Linked DNA regions of Mus musculus: region 2 is linked to region 1. Evidence: chromatin loops called from intact Hi-C (ENCODE). Cell type or tissue: gastrocnemius. All regions are shown on one strand. Each heading gives the region's core, and the rest is flanking DNA. Links, peaks and the distances in the headings are about the cores only. Region 1 holds the start of 1700064F23Rik (a long non-coding RNA gene). Region 2 holds the start of Zfp612 (zinc finger protein 612).

Region 1 (15,522 bases), core at 2,983-10,982:
CTGCTGCTGCTGCTGTTGTGTTGTTGTTGTTGTTTTAAACAGTGTCTCACCATGTAGATCAGGCTGGGCTCAAACTCACAGAAATCCATCTGCCTCCTGAATGCACCACCACACCATGTGAATCCCTTGATTTTAAACTTGCTACCACGCTGTGGCATGGCAATTAAGAGCCATTATTCTCGATTCTCAGGAGAGCTCCCTTCTTAAGCAGTGTGACCGCTAAGTGCTCATCTCAGATGCTTATTAAAGTGACAAGTCACTGGGCTGCTTTTGTGCAGGCTCAGACCCTACACTTCTCATCATGCCTCTCTGCCTAATGAATCCAATATCAGGGAGGTGGGGGTACCACCAAAACCAGGGTACCATTTCCAGGGTACCGTTTTCCTTGTGTCCACTTAGACACCAAGATTGTTGATTATACAGGAAAAATCAGAAATTAGAACAAACATCACATTTTGCCTCTGCCTCCCAAGTGCTGGGATTAACGGCATGTGCCACCACCGCCCGGCATGAATTTTAAAATCTTGAGTGTGTCAGTTACCTTGACTCTTCACTTGTTGGGGTCGGGAACCAGGACCCTATGTCTGCTTCTGTTGTCTTTGCCTTCTAACCAGCTGATACCATCCATGAACACATCTTTGTCCACACTGGCCAGACTGGTGTCAAGACTGGCAATGCCTGCCAGAAGCTACATCCTTGGAACACGGCACTCAACCCCATGCCTAGGCGCAAAGGACGAGACCATTTGGAGAGAGAACTCCTTCAGGTAGATGTGGAGGTGAGCAAACCTCTCCTGGGAAAGGCACGTGAGTGTAATACAGGCTGCTCTCCACATGGCAAGGACCTGTGGGGATATGCATACAGAATCACCTGGCCTTTCCTGAGGGCACACTGTTGTGCCAGGAAGCGTTCGTGAACCCCAGAAGACCACCAAGGAGTCATTTTCGATGTAATCACATTAGGGTATCTTTATTATAAACTCGAGTTTGGGCTTACTCACTGATGATCCACGGAGGGGTGGGGGGTGAAGCAGCCTGAACTCTCAGCAGGACAAGGTTTTAGAGAAAATGGGAGCAATTGAGGAAGGGAGGGGAGGAGGGAGGGAGGGTTGTCCAGTCTGGCAAGCATCTCCTAGGATGACTATAAGTCAACAGGTGGGTGCTCTGAAGTAAGACGGTAGGCAGCCGGCGCCTAAAAGATGGCACCGGCCTCCAGTATACCGTCGCCGTAAACAACGCCACTGCGCAGGCGCTAGCCCGAATCTGGCGCCAACCCCTCCCGAGCAGGTGCATACAAATTAAAGTGCCAATCCCAGGAGGACACATAGCTCTCCCCAGTGCTGGGGTGTATATAAGCACTCCTCCCTGGGTTCCCGGGGTTCCCGTAGCATCGAGGCGTTCCAGGAATAAAGCTGTTGAGAAGAATCCAACCGTGTTGCGTTTTTCCTTGCCGGACGAGGTAAGCGCAACAAATCACAAAGGGTCAGAAAGTACATCTGAAACAATTAAACTCAACTTTGATTAACTGTTACTAGGAAGAAGCTATGGAGTACCTCTGGCCAAGGACAAGCAGTGGCGTCCTTTGGTACCTGGGTGCAGCTTGGGTTCAGCTGCAGGTCAAGTTCTCGGGCTTTTTTTTTTAGATGGAGACCTGTCCCAAGATGGAGGAGGTCTGACACTTCTTTCACCTTTGCCTTGCGTTTGCATTCCTGGCTGCTAGTGGAAGTCTTTACCTTCACTTTACCTGTGACAGGTCTTGTTTGTCGCTGAGCATCATGGGAGTGGAACAGATCACTACTCCTCTGATTGTTAATGATGGTGATGTGGTTGAGTCAACACAAGGCCCTGGTCTGGGTACATCAGCTAACGTCAGATGTTCTCTTGATGGGAACTTAGTTCTGACTTTCAGAGGTGAGCCAAGCAAGGACGAGTTGCTGACTCCAGTCACTAATTTGCTGAAAACCTTGGGCATTAGAAGAATGAGATCTTCTGGCTAGGCTATGGGGAGATGCTTGGTGCTAATAATTAAATCAGAATTTCCTGGGTATGTGGTCTATCATCTCTCTATACTGTAACCAAAATTAATACCGACCACGGTCACTTGGTTAGTAGTACCACTGTGCTGGGTTAGATAGTAACTGCTTGCTGAAGTATGTTTCTTCTTTCTTGGTACAGTTTATGGGTTAGCAGAAAATCACAGAGATTGAGAAGGAGAAGGAAGGAAAAAGCTGAGTGTGCACATTATTGTTACATGTAAGAAGTGTTTCTTAAAAGAGATTGTATGCTTGACAATGAGAAAGTGGATGAAAAACCTTTCAGCTGTCAAAAAAATAAATGTCTAAATAAAGGTGGCCTGAGGTATCTCAGTGCCAGAGTGTGTGACCTGTACCTCTCGGTCCAAGTCCTCTCTTGCCTAGTCTGTACATCCTCTATGGGTTTGAAACAGCCCCAGCATAGACGGATGCTAGCAAGCATGTGACCCAGGTAGCATTTGTAGACCTGGGATCCATCACCAATAATGAAGCTCCTACTGACACTACACCAGCTCTTCTGTCTAGAGTGTCTCACAGGCAAGTAAGATGCTGCTGATAACGTGTGGGCACCCTACCACAGGCAAGAAGACCATGGTCTCTCTCTCTCTCTCTCTCTCTCTCTCTCTCTCTCTCTCTCTCTCTCCCTCTCTCTCTCCCTGTCTCTCTCTCTCTCTCTCAGACCATGGTGCAGGTCTTCAGGGCATCTTTGACTTTCTGCAGCTTCAGGGAGAGAATAGCTGTGGATTTACCTCCTTGGTGACAGAATGTCTGTGATGGAGTTCTCCACTTAGCCTGACTCCCATATTTTACAGTTCTAGATGATCCTTTCAACGCCATCCTCACCACCCACACCTCCCTAGAGCACTCTGATTGCCCCTCCACGGTAGATGGTAGGTCACTTACGACATCTCTTATAGAGGTCACAATACTGAGAAATCAGTCTATACTGATTATCTCCTTATGGGGTCGCATCTTCTATTGACGCTTCTCTTTACATTTGACGGAACCCCGAATGTTAGTCTGACAGAGTTCCAGAGCAACCTGGTACCCTCCTTTTTCACCTACTTCTCTCTGGCCATCCCCCTGTCTTCTCTGCTGAGAACTGGCCCACGTAGCAGACATCACTAATCCTTGCCTTGAGACAGACAGCCAGATGGTGAAATGCGACCTTACTGTGACAAACACCTGGCTTACTGCCTGTTGTGCTCTGGTGACACAGCTCTCAGAGACGTCAACACTGCCATCGCCACCATTGTGCACTGGTGTCCCCTGGCTTCCAGGTTGTTATTAATTAGAGCGTCTCACTCTGGTAGCTGGGGGAGACCTGAACAGGGGGCAGCAGCTGGTGAGCAGGCTCATTGCTACAGCATTGTTGAGACCTGGGCTCCTTTGAACCACAGCTGGACTCAGTGTGTTGCAAATAGGCCCATGTTCTATGACGTGTGTGTGAGGGCATGGCAGGAAGAGAGATCATGAGACCTCTTAGGACATGGCTACCCTAGAGAGTATGACAAGGAGGCAGGGGTGGACGTTTTTGATGGAGAGGGTGGAGATGGATAATAATGGAGATTATATATATTATATTATATATATAGTATATGTATGTGTGTATAATATATACATATCTTATATAAGGAATGTAATATATTAATCTATATTTATTTTATTATATTATATATCATTAAATTTATTATTATTGTTAATTATATTCCTTACAGCCACCCAACATGCCAAACTCCCAGAATCTGAGTTTTGGTGACTCCATCTTAACCAAGGGACTGAATTTAGCAACATCAATATGGGACTACTGGCACTGTTCGCCCCCTGATGGACGCATTAGGAAGTGCATCTCGTGACCATTGGCCTCTTTCTAACATGTCCCACCAATCTTATCAGGGACAAGAATCAACTATGGGACTTGGGACAGACTAGTCTGGATTCTTCAAAACTGTCAACACCATGAAAGACGAAATGGGAGCCTGGCCTTCTGGAGCAGGCTAGCTGCCTACCTACTTGGGAGGCTGGGGCTTAAGTTCAAAACCCGTTTAGGCTACGGAGTGAGTTCAAGTTTGGCCAAGCTAGCCAGTGACACCCTGTGTCAATCACAAGTAAAAAAGAGGACTGGGGATGCCACTCAGTGGTAGAGCCCCTGCCTAGAGTGACAAGCTGTAAATTCGATCCCTAGAACAAACTAAAGGTGCAGTTTCAGTAGTCAGGTGAATTTTAACTTAAGCAAGACTATGGAGCTATGATATTTAAATATAAATCGTGAAATCTGGTTCCCAAGAAAGGCTAAAATGGTTGTCATGGAGCTGTGGAGGGCTCAGTGGGCGATGTGCTTGCTGCTTAAGGACCTGAGTGTGACCCTAGCACCTGTGCAAAGATGTTGCATATGGTTGCACTCATTTGTAAGGCCAGTACTGGCAGGCAAGGGGGACCCCAGCAATCTCTAACCTGTGAAGGATCCTGTAGGAACCAAAATGGGTGGTGATGTGTTTATAAAAACATAAAGAGAGTGGGAGGTATGGTCTATGGAGGTGTAATCAGGTATGGGGGAAAGGGGTGCCTCCATGGGCCCAAGTTGAGGCATCCTTTCCCCTGAGGGACCAGCCACACAACCAACAGACCAACTGACCGTATAGTATAGAACAGAGTTTATTCAGGGCATGGGGAAGGGAGTTAAGAGGGTGGTAGAGGCAGAGAAAGGCAGAGAGGGGGGAAGAGAAAGAGGAGGAAAAAGAAGAGAAGGAGAAGGAAGAGGAGGAGGAGGAAAAGGAAGAGGAGGAGAAGAGAGAAGAGAAGAGGAGAAGAGAAGAGAAGAGAAGAGAAGAGAAGAGAAGAGAAGAGAAGAGAAGAGAAGAGAAGAGAAGTAGAAGTAGAAGAGGGCAGCCATGAGCACGTGGAGAGGCGGGGAGGGAATGGGGAGAGGGTGGGAGCAGGAAGGGAAGATCAAGAGAGGAGCAAGAGAGCGAGGAGGGGGCAAGCAGCACCATTTATAGTGAGTCAGGCACACCTGGCTGTTGCCAGGTAACTGTGGGGCGGAGCTTAGGCAGAATGCTAACAGGTGGTCTCTGGGGGACACCGTGCAAAGCTGACTGACCTCCAACTTCCACATATACACACATGCACCCACGGGCACACATGTGCACCCCACACAGAAACTTGTATATACACACACGCACACATGCACCTACTCATGACGTGCACATGTATACACACATATGCCCACTTACACATATACATCCACACATACATGTGCACCCCCTCACATGCATGCCCCCACTCACAACTTCCCCATGCATGCACACTCCCATTTACCCACCCACACAGTGCACCTCATACGTATGAACACACACAGAGAATTAGTGTGGAGATAATTCAAATTTTTGATAAATTATATATTCAATGATATTCACAAATAGTATTTTAGAAAATATTAACTGTGGCAAAAGGAAAAAAAAACCCTCTTTAAGGTGTGTCTGTGTGTGGTGATGTGCACGTGTGTGCAGGAGCCCACAGAGGCCGGAGGTATCAGATCCTCAGAAGTTAGTGTTAATGGAAATTATGAGCCACCCTACCTGTGTGGGTGCTTGGAACCAAACTCAGGTTCTCTGCAAACGCATTAAAAGAAATAATAAAATAAAATAAATTTTTAAAAAAACTGCTGAGTCATCTCTCCTGCCCCAAAACTAATCAGAGGGAAGTATGGATCCTCTGTTAGAGAGCCGGAAACTGATGTTCAAAGAAAGGGGACTTGCCTAGGCATCACAGTCAGCCAGCAGCCGCAGTGGTGGCAGCCCGGGTCTGCCTGCCTCCAGAGCCCATTGTGCTGTGTGCCCCTTCCTCCGTCACATCCACAGGAAGCAAGAGGCAGGGCTGAGCCCCACAGCATCCCCAGAGTGCAGCAGTGACCCGGGGTGGTAAAGGGGCCCCTTACTAGTCTCCTGGTCTCAGCGCTCATTCATTTATTCAACACAAAGTGCCAGGAGATAAAGACAAAACAGCACAGCCATAGACTCCACACTCTGGTGGAGGAAACAGAGGCTCAGTAACTCCTGGAGTCAGTCCCATCTTTGTAATTACCAAACGAGATAAAAAGGCAACGAGGGGGAGGGAACTGATGGAAGCTGAAGGGCGGCGGCAGGTTTCCCCCGAGCTGCGGTCCAAAGAGTAAATAAGAGATATTAAATACGTAGACAGAGGGGAGAGTCTCGGAAGAAGCAAGGCCTTACAGTAAGAAGGTTCCAAGTGCCAACAGGTGCGTGATGCAAGATAAGAACGGGGTGGGGAAGCCAGGCGTGGTGGCACACGCCTTTAATCCCAGCACTTGCACTTGGGAGGCAGAGGCAGGTGAATTTCTGAGTTCGAGGCCAGCCTGGTCTACAGAGTGAATTCCAGGACACTCTCGAAAAACTAAAAAAAAAAAAAAAAAAAAAAAAAAAAAAAAAAAAAAAAAAGAACGGGATGGGAGATGGGGGTAGGCGGCGGGAAGCAGGGCCCGAGCCAGCACCCCACCCATGTAAAACGGCAGGCCCAGTGCTGTGACTGACTGTGATCCCAGTCGTAGCGAGGGAGGATGCTTGGGGCTCGCTGGCAAGACAGCCTAGCTGAATCCCGAGCTCCGGGCTCAGTGAGAGACTCTGTCCTGGTTTGCTATCTTCTGTGTTTAAGAACCATGATCGAAAGCAATGGGAAGCAAAGGCTTACGTGTTCCAATCACTGTCCATCACTCAGTAAAGTCTGGACAGGACTCACGCAGGAGCAGAGGCAGCCAGCGTGGAGGACTTCCGCTTCCTCGATTGTTCTCTACTGTTTGCCGTTTGCACAGCTGGCTTCCTTACACCACCCAGGACCCCTGGCCAGGGTGACGCCACCACAGTGGGTTGACCTTTCCCACATCAACCTTAAGAGATGGCTCGGCAATCAAGAGCACTTTGTTTTGGATCACAGTGGTGCACACCTTTAATCCAGCCCTTGTGAGGCAGAGACAGGCGGGTCTCTGTGAGTTCAAAGCCAGCGTGGACTACATAGAGAGTTCTAAGACAACCAGGGCTACACAGAGAGAAACCCTGTATTTTAAAAAGCACATGATGTTTTTATAGAGGACCCTGGCTCACTTCTCCACATGGTGGCTCTCAACGATCTGTGACTCTGGTTCTAGGGGACCCAACACCCTCTTCTGACTCCTGAAGAAACAATCATTCATGTGGGTTATTTTACATTTACATACATTCAGGCGAGACATTCATACACATAAAATAAAATTAATAAATCTTAATATATATATATATATATGAAAATGCCCACAAACATGTCCCATGGGTCACCCTTGCCTGAGACCGTCCCTCCCCAAATGTGTCTAGGTTTGTGTCCAATGAGTTTTGTGTTTCACAAAAATTTAACCAGAACACCCTGCCCTTAAGAGTAAGTGAAGCAGGCCCGTGAGGTGGCGCAGCGGGCAACAAAGTTCGCTGTCATAGTTGATGGGTGACTTGAGTTCGGCCCCTGGAACCTGCATGGTAGAAGGAGAGAGCTGGCTCTATCCTCTGCATGTCCCCAACACCAACCGGAAATTAATAAGGACATTAGAAACCTAACACAGTTGGGTTTGAGTTTTACATCACTGTGGTTTTTGTTCAGATTATCCCGAGGTTAAAGGTAGATGGGCCAGATATGGTGAAGCCAGTTAAGAGGGTGTGGAGAACTCGGACATTGGTGAACAGGGAAGGAGGGGCCGGATCTAAGGGATATTTGGGAGGCTTGACTTGGAAACAGGGAGGAGTGGGGGGGGGGGGGTGCTGGCCAATCACTGAGAAGGGGAGGGTTCACCGGAAGAAGACTGGACGTGGGCGGCTCCATTGTGAGTAGAACCTCAAAAGCCATAGCCTGGTGATGCTTTCTGAAATCTCCATGTGGAGGACTGGGGGGAGAGTCAGCTGTGCAGGTCAGAAATTCAGGAGAGCGGTCTAGCCTGGAGATAAACATTTGAGAGGCGTCAGCCTGTGGATGAGGCAGAACCCCTGGGACTCAAGTGTTTCTTCAGGCAAACACAGCAGTTGCTATGGAAACGCTGAAATGAGTAGTGGAGGGATTGGGTGAGGAGTCTGACCACCTCACCCGCCATAGCTCCGTATGTTCACAACAGGAGACAGGCTATGAGGTTAGGATGCTGGCCTATGAGGGTGTGCTGAGAGATATTGCAGTCTCCCACGTGTTAAGGCCCAAAGAAAATGAAAGACAGACTAGAGAAAGGTCATAAAGCGTTTCAAAGGAGGGGACTTAGAGCAGGGAGGGGGGCCCTGGAAGAAGGTCAGTCAGAATCTACGCAGTGTCAAGCTGACTGCCACAGCGGTGCAGTCAGAACATTAAATGTCACCTGCATGGCTGGAGATTCTGGGGTAGAGAAAGGGAGCAGCAGGCTGTGGGGTTTCCATGGCAACACAGCAAAGCAAATAACCTGACACCCTCTAAGATTCAAAACACCCAGCTAGGAAAGCCAGATCCAAGCCAACGACTGGACCCGTGGGCAAAGATGCCCACCGCCATGCCTGATAACCGGGTTCGATGCCTGAGACCCACCGGTGGAAGGAGAGAACTAGTTCTCACGCGTTGTCCTCTGGCCTCCCTATGTGCACCACTCCCCTCCCACCACCACACATAAATAGATGTAAGAAAAAAATTTCTTCTTCTTCTTCTTCTTCTTCTTCTTCTTCTTCTTCTTCTTCTTCTTCTTCTTCTTCTTCTTCTTCTTCTTCTTCTTTCTCCTCCTCCTCCTCCTCCTCCTCCTCCTCCTCCTCCTCCTTCTTTTTCTTCTTCTTTTTTTTTTTGAGACAGAGTTTCTCTGTGTAGCCCTGTAACTCACTCTGTAGACCAGGCTGTCCTCGACTCAGAAATCTGCCTGCCTCTGCTTCCCAAGTGCTGGGATTAAAGGCGTGTGCTACCACTGCCCCGCTTGGAATAAAAAAAAAAAATAACCAGCAAGTATTTTCAGATTTGCAAGCAGTCTCAAAGAGCAGAAAGATAATCTCTCAAGGAACAGAAACAAGAATAAAATTATGATTGAAATATTGCAGTAGCCAACTGGTGTGCAGTTCAGCCCTAGGAAAGAAAGCTTAGACCCAGGTAAAGTTAGGAGTTTAAAAGCCTGAATAAATCCAATCCCATCCAAAGGTTAACCTTGAATGACAAGATGGGCTCAAAAGAGAACTCTCGGCCATGAGTGATGGTTTACATCCATAATCCCGACCAGAGGCAGGAGAACTTCTGTGAGTTCAAAGTCAGCCTAAGCTACCGAGTAAGATCTTGTATCAGAACAAACACAGGACTGGAGAGACGACTCAGTGGCTCAGAGCACAGGACCTCAGTTAAATGTCTAGCACCCATTTCAGACATGCATGCTTCCTGAAACTCCAGCTTCCCGGGATCTGATGCCCTCTTCTTGCCTCCAGGGGTACCCACAGAGATGTGGGATGCACTTGCTCACACACACGCACACGCACACACACACACCACACACCACACACCACACACCACACACCACACACCACACACACATAATCCTCAGAACCCATTTTTTAAAGCATCAGGTACTGTGGCAATTATTGTAATCCTAGCACTTGGGGAGGCAGAGCCTTTCACCTGCCTAGCTTTCTTGGTGAGTTCCTGGCCAATGCGAGGCCCTGCCTTGGAAAGTAAGATGAACAGTGTCTGAGAAAGAGTGCCCAAGGCTGTCTTCTGGCACCCACATGCACACACAGAAAGAGGAAAAAGGAAGGACGGATGGACGGACAGACAGATGGATGGATGGACAGAAAGAAGGAAGGAAGGGAAAACTAGGTTTGGTGGCTTGTGTGTGTGTGTGTGTGTGTGTGTGTGTGTGTGTGTGTGTGTGTTTGTCTACATAAGATTTTGCTGTGTATCCCAGGCTGACTTGAACTCACTACATAGCTCAGGTTAGCCACCTAGTTCACAGCCATCCTCCTGCCTTATCCTTCTAGGTGCTTTCAGGTAATCACTATCATGCCTGCCTAGAAATAATAGTTTTAGATATTTACTGAAATGTCTGGAGAGAAAGATGATGTCTGGGAATTGCTTTATAATACCTCAGCAAAGAAAACAGGAGGAAAAGAAGAAAGGACCAATATGGCAAAGCGCTGGAATCCTGAAATGAGTTAGCACATTAGTGTGGATTGCATTCTCGTTTTCGGTTTTATTTATGTTTCAGAGTGAACAATTCAAGATCCAAAGACAGCAAACTCATCTGGCATACACGTTCATCCCGCTCTAACAGAAGTCCCACTTGTTTTTCTAGAACTGTCTAATGAGAGAGCTGAAGTGTTGAAGCCCAGTTGACATTTGCCCTGCTTCCATTATGAAATGCCTGAGTTAGGAAAAAAATAAGCCCTTTGTACCCTGAGATGAGCCAGTGATAGCAAGGTCACTACATCCTGTTCTTCCCAAACCAATTCCTGTAAGCGTGGCCTTCAAAAAAAAAACCAGGCCTTCCAGGTGGCTCTGCAGGTGAAAGCACCTTCCCCCACACCTGGGCTCCTGACTTGAACCCAGCATCTCACAGGGTGGACGGAAAGAGCAGACTCCTGCCAGCGTCCTCTGACTTGTACCACGTCATGTATGCCGCCTCCCATGCACACACATAAAATACGCGTATCTTTTTCTTTAAGAGAGATAAAGTGTTTTCCCTTTCAGAATGCTAAAGCAATTACAGACGGTTGTGAGCTGCCATGTGGGTGTTAGGAATTGAACCTGAGTTCCCTGGAAGAGCAACCAGTGAAATAATGTCTCACTCTCCTCAAGAGTTCCATTGTGAGTGTATAAATGGAAACTGGTTATTTTGCAGAGTTTTGGTTTTTGGTTTTGTTCTTTTTTCTTTTCCTTTGAATGTTGGACTTTTCTACCTGGGCATGGTGGTGGGGACCTGGGAGCTCAGCATGGTGAGGATCCGAAGTTTGAGGCCACCCTGAAGAGCACAGGAAGACTTTGTCTCAAAGCAAAGCTAATTAAAAGCAGCGTGAGTCAGGCGTGCTAGTGCACGCCTTTAATCCCAGCACTCCGGAGGCAGAGGCAGGCGGATTTCTGAGTTCGAGGCCAGCCTGGTCTACAAAGTGAGTTCCAGGACAGCCAGGGCTACACAGAGAAACCCTGTCTCGAAAAACCAAAACCAAACAAACAAACAAACAAAAAACCAGCATGAACTTCCTTTAAATGCCAACACATATTCCAGTTGGGCTTCCAAAGTTCTCGCTCCCTTCTGCCTTTTTTTGAAAGTGTCGTGGAGATGTAGCCTCTTACCATATAGCTCACCTAACAGTGTGTTCTTAGTATTTTAAGGGTTCTGCAAGCAGCGCCATGATCAATTTAGTTCACACCCCTCACCCCGACACACATTCTGTATACACCGGCAAACACTCCATTTCCTACCCTGACCCTCACTCCCAGCCTCAGGCAGCCAGCGGATCATGCTTTGGGCTCCGCGAGTTTGCCTCCTAGCTATTTGCTATCAGCAAAATCACACACACACACACACACACACACACACACACACACACACGTTATTTTTGCTTGTCTTTCACTCGGCCTAATATTCTCGAGGTCCAACAATACTGAGGCATGTGTTGCTACTTTATTCCTTTCCGCTGTGAATTTTTTTTAAAGATTTACTTTAATTTTTAAATATACATAGAAGTGTCTTTGCCTCCGTGTATTTCCATGAACCACATATAGGTAAGCGGTGCCCGTGGAGGCCAGCAGAGGGCGCTGGATCCTCTGGAATTACAGGTGGTTGTGAGCTGCCACGTAGGTGCTAGGAATTGAACTGGGCTCTGCTGGAAACGCAACCAGTGCTCTTCTTAACTGCTGAGCCATCTCTCCAGGTGCCCCCTTGTACTTTTAAATACTATACTATTACATACTTTTATTGTAGTTCCATTAGTGGAAATCTGAGTTGTCCCCCCTCCCTTTTGGCTACAGTGCTGGGGTGCACATTTGTGCGAATGCTTTAAGAGTGAAATGACTTTTTATACTAAAACAAGTCAGTATGATTTGGATGAGGGTACTCTGAATGTGTAGCTCCTTTTGGATCCTATGAACATCTTAATATTAATTCTTCCAACCCCTGCCCATGGGTAGAAGGATGTGTCCCACAAGCCAGGACTCTCTTTGATGTTAAAGCCTCTTCCCAGGTGAGGTACCCAGGCACTGGGCTCTGGGTGGGAACGTGCAGGTCAGGTCTCAGGAGGGTGCCTGTGTGTATCTGTGAAAGGGGCCGAGGAGGCTGCAGCAGATGTGTGACCTGAGCAGAGGCTGGAGTCTAACCTCACACTCTTACAGTGATGTGTTTGCAAGTGTATTTAGATTGTTTATAGTCAGTAAGAGTACCCCGTGAGACTATTCAACTGTAGAGTACCGGTACTTACAATCAGTCCTCAGTGGTGTCCAGAAGGCATGGAGCTGACAGAGTCTCTCCTTAACCAAACTCTTGCCAGGGTTCTCTGAGCCCTTTCTCAACTATTAATGGCTTCAACAAGACTTGAACCAAGCAGGAACACAGTTGTGTTCAACCAACCAAACTCACCTCCTCCCTAGCTGCCCAAAGAATTTACCGTTTGCTCCAGACAATGTCTGACGCCAGCGTCCTGTCTCCCAGCCTCCACTGGAAACTTGGAGAGCAACCAGCCCCTAAATTCCCCACGTACCATTTAACAACACACCCGGGTACATTTCATGTGAGTCAACATCTTTCCTTTTTTTCCCCCTACTTTTTCTTCTTCACTCTGTGGAGGCCCCCTCTTGTTGCTCCCAACCTGTTTCCTTCACTACCACGTCTATAAAAATTAAAGTTCTCTTTATTTCACGCTGGCTGCTCTCCATCACAGTCAACACATTGCTGGTTCAAGTCTCCCCTTGTCTCTACACTCCTGTCCAGTTTCACCTATGACAAGACCATTGGAGCCGATTCGTTTTTCCAGCAGCAGGAATGCAGGACCGCGAAGGGCGCGATTCTTTGGAGAAACGTTCCAAAGGACCATATTTTTGACACCACCTACTCTGTTCCTCAGCTGCCGGGGCTGACCTAGACCTGGGGACGCTCAGCAGGTTTTTATGATGCCCAGAGATGATTTGTCAAGTGCTTGGAATCTGAAGGCACACACGAGGAAGAGAATCTCACACAAGGCAAGGGGTGGGGGGCGGGGGTAAGTTCAAACTGAAGGTGTAACAAAATGGAGAAAAAGCGGAGCTGCTGTCAAAATTTGCTCACCTGCACCTTTTGTGGCCCTTAGCCGAGCCCCAATGGGGGGGGGGGGGTCGTTCATCTGCGCATGTGCAGTTGCTAGGGCGTTTAGAACCTGTGTGAAGTATGAATACTGTGCCGTCTAATCGAACAGGCCTGCCAGCGGGTAGGCTGAGCTCAGACCTAGCAAGGTGAATCCACAGCTTACAGCCCTTGTCTCCAGCTTTTATTCGGAGACTCAGACAATGATAGAAAAGCGTTTTTCTGGAAAGTTAAGCTTAGGGACAGGGAAGAGTTTTTAGAGTCACCCAGGACTTGATGACCACTTCAGATATATGTCACCCCTATTTCGACCTAGATAGAGCTCAGAACTGTAAAGTTATCTGGCTTTTAACAGGGAAACTGTGCCTACCTATGCATACACAGCCACTTCCAACTCCTCAGAACATTGTTGAAGTGTGGACAGCTAAACACTCATTTCCTCACCGGAGAAGAAATCGGATGGCTGAAGGACAGGTCCTTTGTATAAAGCACGGGATGTTTATACGTGTGGTTTCGAATTTGTCCAGTGTGCACACATCCCTTGCCACCCACCTCCACTTTCCCCCGACCCCTCACTTCTCCTACCCCCACCACAATGGTAGGGATGAACCCAGGCTCTTGTACCTACAACCCAAGTGCCATACCACTGAGCTGCACCCCAGTCACCTCCCCCAAGATGTCTGACTGTGCATCTGGTGTAGACACCAGAGAAACTATAGAGTTACAGGGTCTGGGCAGAATTCTGTTAGTAATGCCAGGTGGAATTATCTGTGCAGGGGAAGCTAAGAGCCTTTTGTAAAGTACCACCTTCCTGTTTATTTTGGGGGGCAGGAGACAGGAAAAGGGGAGCCAGACGTTTTTGGAAAAGATCCGCTCTGGTGGCACACAGGAAATGATTGTTTTTATCATCTTAATCATTATATCTTCCTTTATTATGGATATGACAGGGAAATTTAAGGCATAAAATGTCTGGCAGCTCACTGAACTGAAGCACAGGTTAGAAGGGACTTTTGGCACTTTTTTTTTTTTTTAAGTAGGATAATTCTTTGGTTGTGACCAGCAGGATTGAGACCCCAAATGCCTCTTCTAATTGAGAAAACCCGCCTCGGTGAGCCATCTCCAGACGGTGATGATCTAGTACAGCCCCCAGCCAACCTTGTAAGATTTCTCCTGCCCTTGTCTAAAGAGAAGCGTTGAGGGAAAGTCGTAAAGAGGCAACTGCACCACAGAAGGTTTGCAGACAAAGTGCTGACCTCTTATCCCTAGGTCAAATGAAAGTAGTTCCACCGAGTAGCTACAGGAGTTAGGTAAGGGTAGGTGACTGGTACTGAAGATACACGTAGACATCCGATACATAGGTAGGGTGTGTGGGACAATGCTAACAGACAGGCAGAAGAACTGGTAAGGTTGAGTAAGCTCAAACCCTGGGGAATCTCGGAGATTTGAGAAGAGCAAGAGTGGAGCCATTCCCCGTCCGTCTCTGTACCTGCTCTGGACATGTAACCACGACAGCCAACAGAGAGGACCACGGGCAGTCAGTCACATAGCATAAAGTGACTCCTCTTCGCCATGTTAATGAGGTATCTAGATAGCCTTGAGCCTTTAGCCAGTGACCTTCCTTTCCTGGGGATTCTCACGCCCTTCACCCAAGAGGTACTTAATCTCTGGGTCACCCAAATAAAGTGTATGGATCCACACCCACCCCCCAATCAAGCAGTATGACCAAGCACAGATCATCACAGAGAGCTGCTTCATTAAAGATTGCCACAGGGAAGGCCTTCACCTAAAAGAGCCATGCCCAAGATCCCTGAAGAAGGCACAGAGAAGCATACTTGATAAAATTTTATTTAAAAAAAAAGAGAATAATAATTTATACCCTTGACAAAATAAAAGATCTTATAATATAAATGTTTCTTAGAAAATATATGAAAAGATAATATTACAAATATTAATAAATCAATATTCACATGACAGCAAAAGTGGCAATGATTCTACAAGAAGGTGAGGAGGAAGATGCTTTCCGGTCCGCAGCAATGTCTCTGGAGAGGCCTCCTGTCCCTTCTTTCTCCTTCAATGAGGTGTGCTCCTATTTTAAGAAAACCTGATACAAGCAGATCTAATCAGTTTAGGAAGCTGGTATTTATTTGCACCGCAAAATAATTTTTTTACAAAAAAAATTCTATCAAGGATCCTTTAAATA
Region 2 (15,522 bases), core at 4,865-12,864, 63 kb before region 1:
AGTGGCCCTGCTTTCCCTGCGGTGGCCCCGCGCCCTTCACCCTGCCTGGAGCCCGGGACAAGCAGTACACACCTGCAGGGCCGCGGCGGGTCAAGAGACCTGCGATGTCACCTCGAGCCGCTTCGCCCCCGCACGCAGCTACCCCTCTGTGAAGTGACACAGCTTCCCCGATCCGCCACCTGCTGAGTTTTCTGGGTCTGACAATGGTCGCCACTCAAGCGTCACCGCTGTGGACACGGAGACTTGGTGGCCCGCGAGGCTGGCTGCGGGAGCCCCTGCGTGCTGTCCGCCAAGACACACCGCGAACCGCAATGGGTCCGCACTCACCTGCGCAGCACGGTCCGCGCGCGGCCGGAAGTGCGTCACCGGCCCGACCCCGCCCCTCTAGGAGTGCTGCCCCCTCCCTCTCTGGGGTGCCCGCCTGGCCTCTGCGGTTCTCTGTCGCCTAGGACTCAAGCTCTTTGTCGTGGGCCATGGGTTCTGATGTCTTAGGACCCTTACTCCTGGAGTACTGGATAGACCCACCCGAGAAAGGCCACCCGAGTTTATGTCTTGGTAAAGCTGGAGGTGCCAGCAGGTGGACTGTGCCAGTGCGTCACAGGCTGGAGGACCCAGGGTCCACTTTAAAAATAAATGTTATGTAATGTCATGCAGGCCTGCTGCTGGGCCTTGATTGCAGTTGTTCTGGAAGCTGAGGCTGGAGATGGCGCTTAATGATACACTGCTTCTCGGGCACTCTGGGTTCAAAAACCAGGACAAATAATAATAATAACAACAACAACAACCTGATTTCCTACCATGAAATTCATAACTACCTGCTGTTGACACAAGAAAACAACTCTTACCTTAAAGGGGATAAGAGATAGTTTATTCTCAAACCAAATTTAAGTGATCATAGCCCAGGAGCCCAGATTTAGGTTGCCCCAAATTCCACGTTCCAACGCGGAAGCAGTTTTATAGTTTTACAGATCAAAAAAGTCCTAAATCAAAGTTTAAGATATATTGGTTGGGCCGGGCGGTGGTGACGCACGCCTTTAATCCCAGCACTTGGGAGGCAGAGGCAGGCAGATTTCTGAGTTCGAGGCCAGCCTGGTCTACAGAGTGAGTTCCAGGACAGCCAGGGCTGCACAGAGAAACCCTGTCTCGAAAAGAAAAAAGAAGAAAAAAAAAAAAAAAGATATATTGGTTGGGTGCATCAGAGAGGTCGGTACAGCAAGATAGGGGTCGCCTTTCTATATTTCAGATGGATGCTATATGATAACCTTCTTGGCTTTTGTGTTGGTGGAAGTCAATGGCCTGTTACAAGATCCCAACAGGTGTTTAATCTATATTACAGGATGTTAGTTCTTACAGAAAAATAAGCAAGAAATGGTTATTCAAAGTGGTAACACTGGCCCAAAATAAGATAATTAGCTAGCCTTGGCACCTGTAGCATTCCAATATCTCAACAGCACTATAGTTCAATGAGTCAGTCTCTGTAGACATGACTTCTGTTCGGGAACTGAAAATTGGCACTGCCTAGAGACCCACAAGTAATACATAGTAGAGGATACATGAAAATGATTTATAGTAACAACACTACTTTGGTCTAATGGCATACATATTTGCCATTGTCCCACATGGAATTCGGATGTCAGAGCCACAGAGCTCCTGTCTTTCGCTGGTGTTTCCAAAAATCACAAGAGCATGATCTAAAACGGTGAATGCTCTTTTGACAGAGTTCTGAGTGAAACACAGAATGGTTTTTCTCTTCATGATGCTGGAGTCAGATTCCTGGAATTGCTACACGCGTTGTCTGAGTCCTAGATTCTGGCCAAGGTTTTCACTTACATAAATGACTAGTCACACACTAGCAAGTCTTCCTCTGTAGCCAAGACTGTCTTACATCGTCGGCTTTGTGGCACTTCTGACTTTCACCCACAATGCTACCCCTCACCATCACCATCAAAGGTTAAAAAAAAAACAAAAAAACAAAACAAAACTTACCCCACACAAAGTCCCAGAATGAACCCTGGGGGACATTAGACAGTACTAAAAGCTACTGGGTTGGACCCTCTTTACAAATTCTCCTTCCTGGACATGCTCCCAAAACCCCACTCCTCACTGAGGAGCTATTGAGAATTGACGGCTGCTTGGGAAAGGGGAGTCTATTTTCTTCAGGGAATGGGATGTGGTCCCTCTGAGCCTACCCATGCTCCAGGACTAGCAGCACTAAGAGGACTCAGTGAGTTCTAACAAGAACTCATGAAGTTGGAGGGAAAGAGATAGGAGGGGGAGGGGATTGGATAGAGGAGAGGGAATGGAGGTTGTCAAAACCACTACATGTGTGTATGAAATTCTCAAGCATTGAAAATGAACCCCCTTCCTGACTCTGGTAACACAGTTCTTTCTTCCTTCCAGCTTGGCTCGTCCCCATCCTGCTGTACCCTCCTGGCTCTCACCACACCCATTTTCTTTGCTCTTCCTGCACTTGCACACAAGCACAGAATGCTTTCTCCTTACCAGTCCTACCCTTCCTGTTACAGGAAACATCAGCTAAAATCCCACTCCTCACAGAAAGTGAGCCTTCTCCAACCACCCAGAACAAGGTGGGAGCCCCCACTTATATGCCATTACAGCACCCTGTACTTCTCAGCTTTTGGCACATTTTTGCTTAGTTAGTGTTCATAGTTACATAACTATTTGTCTTTTCTGGTAGTTCCAAAAAGCAGGGATCATACATGCACATACATATATTACAGAAGAAGACTTGTTAGTGTGTCATTCATGTAAGTGAAAATCTTGACCGGAATCTAGGACTCACACATGCATGTTCACACATTTTAACATGTAGTAATTCCAGGAATCTGACTCCAGCATTATGAAGAGGAAAACCATCCCGCGTTTCACTCAGAACTCTGTCAAAAGAGCATTCACCATTTTGGATCACACTCTTGTTATTTTTTTTTTCTTTGAAAACACCAGCAAAAGACAGGGTGTGAGCATGCACATCCTTAATTCAACATTGTTCTCCTCAACTGGAGACAAAGTCAAGCTGGAAAAAGAGAAATAAGAAGCATTGGTTAACATGACCTCCAAACCTCCAGCCCAACATCTGGATACAACCTCCTTTCATTTCTGTGTTACCGAGGGTTGCACTGACCTCAGTTCTCACTGTTTTCCAGAATGGCCACTACCTGTGGCTTCTCTCATTCAGATAGGAAACTGGCCTCCATGATGGACAGGCACCATGACCAAGGCAACTCTTATAAGGACAACATTTAATTGTGTCTGGCTTACTGGTTCAGAGGTTCAGTCCATTATCATCAAGCCAGGAGCATGGCAGAGTCCAGGCAGGCATGGTGCAGGCAGAAATGAGAGTTCTACATCTTCATCTGAAGGCTGCTAGTGGAAGGCAGACTTCCAGCCAGCTAGGATGAGGGTCTTAAGCCCACACTCACAATGACACACCTACTCCAACAAGGTCACATCCCCTAACACTCCTTGAGCCAAGCACATACAAACTGTCACACCCATCTTCCATAAGTAACCCTAATAGAACTCAATGGCTCACCAAATTGGACTTGGGTGGTATCAATACTTTGGTGTATCATGGGTTTCCTATGTGAGGTAAGTAGCTGTGTGTGTTGCATCTTCCAGAAAAAGTTTTGTCATACACACTCAGTGCTTAGTCTAACCATGTACTTCAGGCTGGCTTTGAACCCATGATCTTCCTTCCTGTCATGGCTTATTGAGTGCTAGGATTTTAGGGCTACATCACTACATCTTTCTCCTGTTCTTCTTGATAGTGTTAATTTACTGAATTATTCAACCTAGTATGTGGAAAAATATACACCAGGGCTGGCAAGGTCATATACAAAGTAAGGCTGAATAAAGAGTAAGCTTAATAATAAGTGTTTAAGGTGTGTGTGTGTGTGTGTGTGTGTGTGTGTGTGTGTGTGTGTGTGTGTAACTACTCAGAATTAACCAAACAAAGAAGCTTAAAAGGATGGGTGTAAAAATCACTTTGGTAGGAAAGGTATTCTTGATTGGTTGTATACAGTCAATGTCATATCAAACAAAATCCAACTGGACTGATTTTTGGAATTTCTGAAAATGGTTCTGAAGATGACCAGTGGGAAAATGTTAGACAGGTATGAGGTGCATCTAAAATTTAGGAACACACATGAATTGAAAGTTTAGAAATGGAAATATATTCCAGAGAGAAGAATTAAGTTAAAGAGAGTAATGTGTCTAGGTTAATATCTTGCAATAATGATTTTAAGACTAAAATCATTATATAATGAAGTGATTGATGCAAATTATCACCTAGGAGTTAAGGAGACGTTAGAACACACAACTTCATTCTAAGGACTTATTGAGCAGGGAAGTACAACCACATAGTGAAGAATAAATACGGAACTAAATCCTGATGGGGGGGTTGGTTTGGTTTAAGGAGCCAAAAGGATGTGAGACGTAGATGTTTGTCTTGTCATATGAGGAAGCTGAATTGTAATATTCAGAAGGCTAGAACACAAGAAGCAGAAACTGTAATGGCTCTCTTACACAGGCACCCCTGAGATGCCTATCTCACACAGGCACCCCTGAGATGCCTGGACCCTGAGATGCCCCTCTTACACAGGCGCCCCTGAGATGCCTGGACCCTGAGATGCCCCTCTTACACAGGCACCCCTGAGATGCCTGGACCCGTGAGAAGATGAATTAGGATAAGCATCTTGTGAACAAAGAAAGATAATAAAGATGCTTTGGTCCTTGCCTAAGCATTGGGATCACAGTAGGACTATCCCTTAACAATGTAGGGGGTGGAGGGAAGCTGGGGGTCGGGGGAAGAATCTGGGAAGAGTTAGGGAGGAAAACATGCTCAAACTACATTGCATAAAAACATTAAATTAAAAAACATAATCATAGTTTATATCACTGAGTATGAAGCTTATAACAATAACACCTACCTGTACTAGTGGTTCATAATTCAAGAAATTAAAGTGAAAACATAGCCTGGTAGACTACTGAGGGGAGAGAGAGAGAGAGAGAGAGAGAGAGAGAGAGAGAGAGAGAGAGAGAGAGAGAGAGAGAGAGACCCAAATTAGACTTCTAGGCATACAACACATGGTGAAGAAATTAGGTAATGAGAGCAAAGGTGGTGAGTTTGGGGACACAGCAGGACTCGCTACTCAGAAAAGAAATACAGAGAAGAGGAAATGGCCAGTACACAGGTCCTGGCCTGGCCACTGACCATCTATGAGGCTTTGGGCGAGCATTAATTACCCTTTCTGGTATGCATTCATTTAACTGTAAAAATGAAGTGACAGGATGGATTTATATAGAACTATAGCCTATTGGTTCGCCTAAAGTAATGGCGCTGGATTCTGAAGTTACACTACAGTTCATTACAGAAATAGCGTTGACGTAACGAGGGGAAGAGGTTGCCACGCCTGACTGCTTCGGGTGCATGTTCTGCCTAGCTCCTCAGAAACTTCCTAACAGACATCTAACTCAGATTATTATTTAACCACAGGGAAGACAGACAAACAGACAGACAGACACTATGGTTGATTTCTGACATGATAGCAGTTGAAAGTTATCCAAACAACAAGATGGTAGGATGATGAAACGAGCTGGTCGCTAAGTGAGCACAGCATACCTTCTTTCTCATGGGTACAGCCTAGTAACTTCCTTCTCCCATGTATCTACTATGGGCCCTGGATATCTTTCTTGACGCAATACTCCAGGTATGAGACTCCTTCAGAATACTACAAGAGTACCAGCTCTTAGTCCCACAGATTCTGAGTCTCAGATTCCATGTTAATGGCTTTTTAATATGTATTTTTTGTTTTCTTCTTAACCCAGCCAGCTCCCAAATAATTGAGACTTGATTGTTATATATATATTTATCAAGCTTCAAGGGCACAACAACTGAGCAGTATTGCTCTATTTTAATCCTCTAAACTAATCCATGTCCCTCCTAGCCCAGATCCCCGAGAAATGTGCATTTTAGTACTTATCTGGCTTTCTCTAATCCAGATGTTTTACTCCTGGTGTCTCTGGAACTCTCTCCATATGGTTAATCCTCAGTTCCTCTCTCTCCTCCTCCCCTGGCTGGGAGAATGCCCAGTCCTTACCTTATCAGAGTAGCAGATAGTCTCTGTTTCCCTCTAAAGATGACACCAAAGACAAATTTATTGCTGGGCATGCAGAGTGGAACATATCTGCTCAACACTCAGGAAGCCAAGACAGGAGGATTGTGAATTCAAGGCCAGCCTGGTGTTTGAATAAGCCAATAGTGTGTCGCTATGCTGAATTCCACACCCCTAAGCCCCTTACCCCATAATAACCCCTAGCTTTCGAGCCTCGTGGCCGACATCTGTTATCTCCTGTGTGGATGCATGTCAGTCTGGAGCTCCGTCATTAAACGACCTCATGTAATTACATCAGGGCGGTCTATTCATGATTCTTTGGGTGCACGCCGGATTGGGAATTGAGTGGGGGTTTCCTCATTAGGTTCTATCACTAAGATGGATATACTAATTACCACCAAAGCAGAGAAGAACAGAACCTCAGTGGACACATCGCATTGCCTCCCAAGCTTTCCTTGGCTCAGGCGTTTGAACAGTGTGGCTTCCATGGTCTAGTCTTCCTTGTATATTCTAAAGACTTTTGAACATATGCTACCTCTAAGCCAAATGATACAGAACTTACACAGATTATGTGGAAGAGGGCCTATGCTTTAAGTGCTAGCCATGGAATCATTAAGACTCAGGGTCATGAAACAAAATAACAGACTGAAGAAAGGCAGAAGCAATGGGTGAGCGCTTGCATTTTAAAATTCCACACCCTGAAGATGCCCCTAAAGGTTAAGGGCACTTAGTTATGGCAAGACAGAGAGAAAGGAAGTTACAACGGTACTTAAAGCAAGACCCTTAAATGCCACATGACTGCCTACTGCGTGGGTCTCAGCCGCAGGTCCACAGGGGGGCTCCTGAAGATGACTGAACTACACAAAAATCGTGATGACCGCAATGTCTAGTTGTCAGACTCTCTAACCCTGAACCTCGGCCCTGCCGAGAACACGCTGTTCTGATTCTGCCTATGTGGTCACCCTTCCTTATTTAATTCTGGAAATGAATGACAGCCCACAAAACAGCTCTATATTCCTAAAAATTGACATTGTGTCTCGGTTCTGGTTACTATTGCTGTGATAAAACACCAGGACCAAAAGCAGAGTGGGTAAGAAAGGGTTTATTTGGCTTACACTTCCATGGCACTGAAGGAAGTCTGGGAAGGAACTCAACAGTGCAGGGACCTTAGAGGCCTGGAGCTGATCCAGGGGCCATGGAGGGGTGACTGCTTACTGGCTTGCTCAGCCTGCTTTCTTATAGAACTCAGAACCACCAGCCCATGGGTGGCCCCACCCACAATGGGCTGGGTCCTCCCCTCCCCCATCAATAGCTACTAAAGAAAATGCTCTACAGACTCACCTACAACCTGATCTTCTGGAGGCATTTTTCTCAGTTGAGGTTCCCTCTTTCAGATAACTCTAGTTGGTATCAAGTTTATGTAAAATTATCCAGCATGCATTGCAACACACTTAAAGCCATCCTCTTATATATACAGTGTAAGATTGGCTTAATTTCAGCATCCAGGTTACCTAAGACTCCTCTGATGTTGTTTAGGTTTTTTTTTTTACTTTGAGGGTAAGTGAATGGGTCCAGGACCTCAGAAGGCAGGTCAGGGTAGACAAAAAACAAAAAACAAAACAAACAAACAAACAAACAAAAAATCCAGACATGCAGTCGGGCTGGTAAACAACAGTCTGAAAAGGAAGAGCCAAGCCATTCAAGACTCTGCAGTTTGTGCTTGTTGGGTTGTTTGGTGTCATCAATGGAAACTGGACATTTGTCATTAACTGACTGTCCATTGACTAAGCATCTAGAACTTTTCTCACTGCCAAGAGAGCTTCCACCAGGAAAAAAAAATGTACTGCCACTTCAGACCAAACCTTCTCATTAGTTAGCCTTCTAGAATGAAACCTCTTTGATTCCATAAATACCACTCTCATCTTTCACTGCTGTCCTTACAGGGGACGATAGGCCTCAATCCGTTTAGACACTCCCTGCCTCCCACTTTGCTGCTGCAGGTGGGAGCAAAGCCATGACACATACATGCTCACTCTGCCCCATATACATACAATAGCATGTGCACTGTGGTCAAAGTTCATCTGATCAACTTGATCCAACCCTCCACCCGACACCAAAGGGCCATGCTGCTTGTGTTTAAGGACGCCCAGCAGAGGGCGCACACGACCTATGAGGCTGGAGCGGTACATTCTGCTTTCTTGATTATCTTCCTGAGAAAGGACTTGCCTAGAATTTGATGGTTGAGGCAGGATAGTTCCTAGGGTAGCCTATCTTTTATACCTCCCGACAATCTACAGTAACTTCTGCGTATCAAACCTCAAATTTTTGTAAGAGTGACCCTTTCCTACCTTTTAAGGCATCACAACTCCATCTTCTCATAAGCTCTAGCATCTGGATTAGAGTCTAGTCGTTCCTCAGGCTCTGGTGCCTGGTCAGCTATGTGAGTATGACAAGGGCATCCTCGGACCCTCCCACTCATGGGCTCTTCGCCTCCTCACTGCCTTGGGCTTGGTTGATGCAGCATAGCAGACCTTCCTTCTCATTCAGCTCTCCTACAAACTGTTTCTTTTTCATTCATCTGACCAACTGGGCAGAGACAAGTATATCCTGGTCTCTGCTAACAGAGTCAGTTTCAGCCCAATTCCCTGTCACTGTCCACTTAAGACCAACATCACTACTCAAATCGTTGATAACAGCACTTAAATATTCCTGGAATCCAACTCCCCTTTACCTTAGCAACACCTCTCTGGTACCTGCAGACACTCACCAGCTCTGATGTAATACTACACTGACTATATCTTCTGTCCAGCTGATGACAAGCCCTGGAAAGTCTTTTTTTTTTTTTAATATCTTGAGTGACTCAACACTAAATTCGGTGATTCTTGTTAGAAACTTGTGAGAAAGGAATTTGCAAGAGCCCTCCAGGTGACCCTTGGTGCATAGTAATGTCTAAGAAACCTGGATTACAGGCTAAGACCCAGGGCCAGGAACTGTTGTGTCAGATGGGAAGCAGACTGAAAAAAAAAAGCCACAACAAGCTTATACACAGAAACTCCACCTGGGAGAAATCTGCACGCAAAGTCCTACAAAAGGAATAACCCTAAATGTGGGGTGGGAGAAGTAGGAAAGATGGAGGTAGCCTCTCTCCAGGGAGAAGAGAGGTGTCAATGATCAGTCTTGAACCTGTCCGACGAAAAGACAATATTGTCAGTGATTTCTACAAGAGTATATCAGTGGCCCAGCACGCCAGTTAGCAATCCCTGGGAGTAGGTTTACCCCAAGCACCGTGGAGACCCTGGAGATCAAACTCAGGCAGTCAGATTAAGCGGCAAGCACCTTGACCTACTGAGCATCTTTCCAGTCATTGTAGAGGATTTCACATAGTTAGGGTTTTTTTTTTTTTAATCATGTGTGTACTGTGTGTGGTGGTAACATGCGTGTGAATGCAGGTCCCTGTTGTGTGCAGAGGCACTGGATGGCCTGGGGCTGGAGTTATGGGCAGCTGTGAACTACCTAACATGGGTGCTGGGGAAGTGAACTCAGGTCCTCTGCAAGAGCAGTGTATGCCTTTGCTCCAACCCACAGGGGAAGATGGAAGAGCACATTTATCAGAAAGAGAAGATAACTCTTCTAGTACTATCTCACCTCATTTTTTTATGTTTAAGCCTTTGGTTAACTTGAGATTTTAGTTAGATGTCAAAATAGTTTTTAGTAAGTCCTTATAAAATTGACAGTTATTTTTCTAAAGTTAATTTGGAAGTGGATTTTTTTTTTACAACTCAAAAAGCTAAATTTTTTTCATCTAAAGCTCTTCAGAAATGGTGGCTAAGTTCCCATGTATCCCAGGCTGGTCTTGAACTTGCTATGTGTGGGATGTGGGAAGTCTGAAGGTCCCTGTGCTCACAGATATGGGAAGCAGGAATGTCAAACACAAAATGTTGTTCCTTCCAAGGAACAGATGTCTGACCTGCTATCCACCCAGAAAGCTGGCAGCAGATGTGGTTAATAGCCTAGTGATCTTTGCGCTGTGTGACCAAGACCATCCTGGATCCTTCCCCAGAGCCTCGTTATGAGGTTTTCAATCTGTTGAACCCATCCCTACGGGGAATGTCACAGGTACTTTACAGAGTCTTTATGTCTCTTTGACTAACGTAAGAGGTAGATATTTTGTCTTAAGCTTTGATGTGCATGTGGAATTGAGTTATCACCATGAAAGTTTTCACCAAATTGTGTTGTGCTTAAATATGACTAAAACAAACCACTCACATTCAGACTCCCAAAGTTTGAACCAACTCCAACCACTTAGTCATGTTGAGCCAAGCTACCTTCTGGCTCAGATCATTTCTCTACTGGCTGTGGTGGCACAGAGACCCTCAGAGCTATGTAACCAAGGGTAACATGGAATGAATCCTCCTGCATCCACCTCTGGGATTCAGAAACTACAGGCATGTCCCCAGTTTATACACTGCTGGGGACTGATGATGCAGCTCACGCATACTTGGTGACCACTCTGCAAACTGAGCTAAACCCCTAGCCTCGATTTGTTGTGTCTTAGTCACTGTCCTATTGCTGTGAAGAGACACCATGACCAAGGAAACCCTTACAAAAGAAAACACTTGATTGGGCCTCAATTACAGTTTCAGAGGGTTAGTCTATTATCAACACAGCAGAGAGCATGGAGGCCTGCAGACAGTCATGATTCTAGAGAAGCAGCTGAGAATTCTACATCTGGACCCACAGACAGCAGAAAGAGAAAGTGACACTGGATTTGGCTTGAGCTTTTGAAACCTCAAAGCCCATCCCCCCACCCCACCCCCACCCCTGTGACACAACTCCTCCAACAAGGCCACACCTCCTAGTGCTTCTCAAGGAGTGCCACTCCCTGATCATCACGCGCTGGTAGTCACTCTTATTTAATCCACTACATTTTGAAATCCTAGTCTTGTACATTTCATTTTCACTTTTTACCTGAGGCCAGTTGGCCAGCTAGGCCTTCAGCTCTGTTCAAATAGAAATCTCAAATGCTAATTTTTGCCAACTTGCTGTGTTTCGTAGACTTTGATAGCAGTGAGTGGACAGCCACAGGCAGAAGGTATCAGCGGCAGGCAGCGCCCTCTAGCATTACAGCTATCACAAAAGACTGAGGTCACTCGCTGGGTATGATGATAGTGTGTGTGCTTGTTGTGTGAGTGTTGAGAAGCAGAGACTGGGTGATCCCAAGAATTTCATGGTCAGATATCCTCACTTCATTAGTGAGCCCCAGGTCCCAGCAAAGAGACCCTGTCTCAAAAAGCTAACAATAAGTTCCTGTCTGTTAGCGCTGAAGTAAACTGCTTCCGGCCCCTTTCACGTGATCCATACCACCTCCTTGCTCCTTCCCTTTCATTGTATCTTTCTGATCCAAACCGCCTTCTTGCTCCTTCCCTTTCATTGTATCTTTCTAACAATGTGTAACAGCCGACTCCATCTCAGGCTTACCACTTCTGCTGCTTTTCCGTTTCTGCAGCTCATTGTTCAGCCTGCTCCTTGTCGATCAGGCTCTGTTTTTCTTGTTTGGCCTGCTTGAAAGAAGCCATGCATTAGGCCTAACATGGGGGAGGGAGGAGAGGGGACAGTGTGGGAATGAAACAAACCTCCTGCTTCTATAGCCAGAGGAGAAGTATTTGCAACCAAACACAGCTAACCTCACAGGCAAATAAATGAAGATTGTGTTTGTGCCCATCATAGCATCTTCCTTGGACACCGAGTCACAAAGGAGGTGATTCCTGTTTGAGCTTGAGCAAAAATGGCTACAGTGTTATCTAGAGGTCTCTGGGACCTGTGGTAGCAGAAAGGGCAGTTCAACCTATAACTGGCCTCGCTGCGGTTGCACCAGAGTGAGCAGATCCCTTAAGTTGGATTTGTTTGGTGTGGGAAGCCACATGTGCCGTTGCTGAGTGGCACTGACTACTGCTGGCCACCACGCATAAGATTGGACAAACAACCAATGTGTACATATGCAGGAACATTTTTTGCAAAAACACTGCCTGGCCCAGGCATGATAATGAGGTTCTGTAAGGTACCGAGAGTATAACCAATCGGATGTGAGACATGCAAATGAGATATGATAATGAGGTTCTGTAAGGTACTAAGAGAGAGTAGCCAATCAGATGAGGAACATGCAAATGAGGCTTAGTGCATAACCAATCCGGGTATGAGACACGCCTCTCCTAGGCCTATAAAAGCAGCACCAGTTCTGGGCTCGAAGTCTTTTCGCCTCTGCAATCAAGCTCTCCCAATAAACGTGTGCAGAAGGATCCTGTTGCAGCGTCGTTCTTGCTGGTCGAGTCCGGTGCACGCAAGAGTTTGGATGGTATGTTTTTTTTAAAAAAACATTTATTCTGTGTCTTTGCATACGGCTCTGTGTGTATGTGCCTGTGTGTGCAAGTGCCTGTGGAGGCCAGAAGGCGGCACTAGATCCCCTAGAGTGTTTCTAGGTGGTTGTGAGTTGTTCAACATGAATGCTGGGAACTGAACTCTGGCCCTCTGGAGGAGCAGCAGGCTCCCTTCTCTCTCTCACCTTCCTGGGCAGTGTTTTCTAAGTTTTGTGTAGGATTCTCCACGGATGGCTTCAATCCCATGAGCACCTTGTGCTCACATTCTCAGCGTCTGGATTCAGATTATCAGCATGAATTTCAGCTTCTGTTTTTCTCTCCAGGTTTTCCCCTTGAAATAGTAATAAGTTATCTTCGTGATTTTTGCCAGCGGCATTTGAGTGCCCCTCCGTGGGGTTCTAAGCCACGCTTTGACTCTGGGTTCATTCCTGAGACCTTTCCCCTCCACCTCCCCCACGAGCACATCTAGATTGTGAGCTGTAAATTCCTGTTCTACTTGTCTTACATGTTTGATTTTGGGTCTTTTGCAGTGTAGCTCAAATCTGTACGTATGGCCCAGGTCTTTAATAATGTGAGCAGATGTGGTCTCACTTACTGGGTGTAGTTATTTTATTTGTTCCCTTGGGGGATTTTCTTGCATTGTAACAAGTCTTGTCATTGTGGAATCAGACTGTATTATGTCATGGGGGGAGGGGACAGTGGGAGAGTTAATGGCCCTCCAGCTCTGATCGGTGCCTCTGGGAAGCAGTTACTTTTATGGTGTACAGTGATGTCAGCTAGATTGAGAAAGTCCAACTAGTTTTCTACTAACCTGAAGGTTTAGGTCTCAGGATGAGAAGATGTTGTTCTTTCTACTGCTAATCTTTCCTATTGTCAATCTAAAGCTAACATCTAAGAGGCTGGATACTTCTTAGGATGCAAACTACCAGTGAGTTTGGACTAGCAGAGAACAAAACAAACCAACTTCCATCTGCATACTTTTTTTTTTTTTTTTTGAGACAGTGTGTCCCTGACTCACTATATAGCTGAGGCTGGCCTTGAACTCCTCAACCTCTTGACTCACTTCCAGAGTCCTAGGGTTACAGGCATCCTCCCTCAAAGCCTACTATGAACTCTAGTCTTGGTTGGGTTTTTTTTTTAACTTTTTATTGATTCTTTGTGAGTTTCACATCATGCATTGCGATCCCACTCATCTCCATATTCCTTTATATCCACCCTCTGCCCTGGCAACCCCCGCCCAAAAGAAAATTAAAAAAATAAATAAAATAAAAACAAAGCATAGAAGACATTTGCCATGAAAGTCACACAGTTTGTCCCACAGTGTCACCCTTTTGCCCACACAGCTTTACTTGCAAACGTTCATTGTGCTGAGTCATTGGTCTGGTTCAAGGTCTCTGGCTTCTGCTACACTATCAATACCAGATCCTCACCAGGACTCCTCTCAGTTACGCTGTTCTTGCCCTGTGTGTCATGGAGACCCTGAAGCTTTGGATCTGCAAAACTGGCCCTTTTCCACTCTCCAGCAGTTCCTAGATGAGATAGATGTTAGGATGGACCAACTCAAAAGCCCTGGATGTAGGCCTGGGTAGTAGCTGAGATGGTCAGCCCGTCAGCTCTCTTGCACATGCGCCACCAGGTCGAGTTCTCCAGCACTGTCCCAGCTAGCTCTCCTGCTCTCATACCCTTGGGGCTGGCTCACCTCTACCTTCACCATAAAGACCAGCTCTACTGTGTTGCCCATGTGAGGTGCAGGGTCCACTCTCCCAACTGCCTCAAAGGTGAAGGGATAAAGGGCATCTCCCCTGCACACGGCCACCTCATGCAGGTAAGTGGCAGGGCCAACCATGAGCTTTATTCTTAATACAAACTTATTCATCATGGCTACCCTACAAGGAGTACAGTCTGCTGTGGTGATGAAGGCAAGCCAGAGAGAGCATGCTGGCAAGGCTCCTTCCTCACAGCTTGGCAAATCAGGAAGCAGGGGGTAGATGCAGAGAAGCCGGGGAAGGAAGCGAATCAAACTATCATCCTCAGAGACTCAGCTCCAGGATCCACAGAGGCCCTTCGTTCCCCTCACAACAGCATCACCATCTGGAAGGGCAGGTGCCCAACTACATGAGCCCTGGAGTCCATTTCCTATCCAAGTCATGACACAATCATATATTTAAATTTATTATTATTATCATTACCATTATTACCATTACTATTATTATCTGACTTCAATGTCTGCTAAAGGCATGTACAGAGATCCTCCAGCACAGGGGTTTGACCCATGTGACACCACCAAGCGAGGTCATAGTCTATCAACTTCATATGCCTTGGCATCATCCACCTTGCTTAGACCTCTCATTAGCTCAAGTCCCTTGCTCATCACAAAGATGCTAGACACTTGGCAAGTGACAGGCTCCATCTGTTTGCTGGCCTCTGAAGTTGTTCACAGTCTGATTTCCAGTTTCCACGATCTAAAGGAACAACGGGTGACTGAAGTACGATGGGAAGTGCTCACCCGGTCCAGGACCTTTCCACGCTGCCTAGTCTGTTAAATGACGCTTTGTAAAAACAACTCTAAAATGCTGGAGACTTTCTACAAGATCCGCTGCCCGAAGGAAACGCCGTTGGAACGCTGGTTCTCAAGCTGGCTGCATCGGAACCCTCTGCGAAGCTCTTCAAAACTATGATGATTGCATTCTACCCAGAGAGCACTAAACTCTCAGCCGGGTGATTTACACACACACACACACACCCTTGGAAAGCCTTTAGCCATGGCTGAGAGCCAGTGTTCCTGGCATCTGATGGTATCTAGACTCCAAGATGTTGGTAAGTATCCCTCTGAGCGTAGGACAGCTGACTTACACAGACCCCAATGTCAATAGTTACCGGTTTAAAAAAAAAAAAAGCTGCCCCAAGCTCCATCTCATTAGATGTGAATCCAGCCTGGGCGCAGCATTTTTAAAAAGCTGTTCCAGGTGATTTTAACACGCAGCCAAGCTTTGAGAGTCCATGCTAACGCCTGT

What was found. Peaks named below come from ENCODE experiments on the same cell type or tissue, not always from the same donor. Only the 100,000 strongest peaks of a DNase experiment are listed, where the experiment ranks them.
Region 2: a loop joins it to region 1, with 2.9 times the contacts of the local background. A loop is called at or near these places in 23 of 42 quality-filtered maps.

What each region holds. Positions count from the first base shown.
Region 1 is chr8:109,999,431-110,014,952 of GRCm38, reverse strand. It overlaps 1700064F23Rik (a long non-coding RNA gene), which reads right to left and starts at 8,428. Exons shown (of 3, transcript XR_879187.1): 1 at 8,150-8,428; 2 at 7,862-8,003; 3 at 7,427-7,544. It overlaps Tat (tyrosine aminotransferase), which reads right to left. Exons shown (of 12, transcript NM_146214.3): 12 at 15,149-15,522. In gastrocnemius, for the core only: a CTCF peak has its summit at 3,868; a DNase peak (open chromatin) is centred at 3,868.
Region 2 is chr8:110,064,555-110,080,076 of GRCm38, reverse strand. It overlaps Zfp612 (zinc finger protein 612), which reads right to left and starts at 343. Exons shown (of 5, transcript NM_175480.4): 1 at 73-343. In gastrocnemius, for the core only: CTCF peaks have their summits at 8,283 (motif pointing right) and 11,262; DNase peaks (open chromatin) are centred at 7,352, 8,284 and 10,122.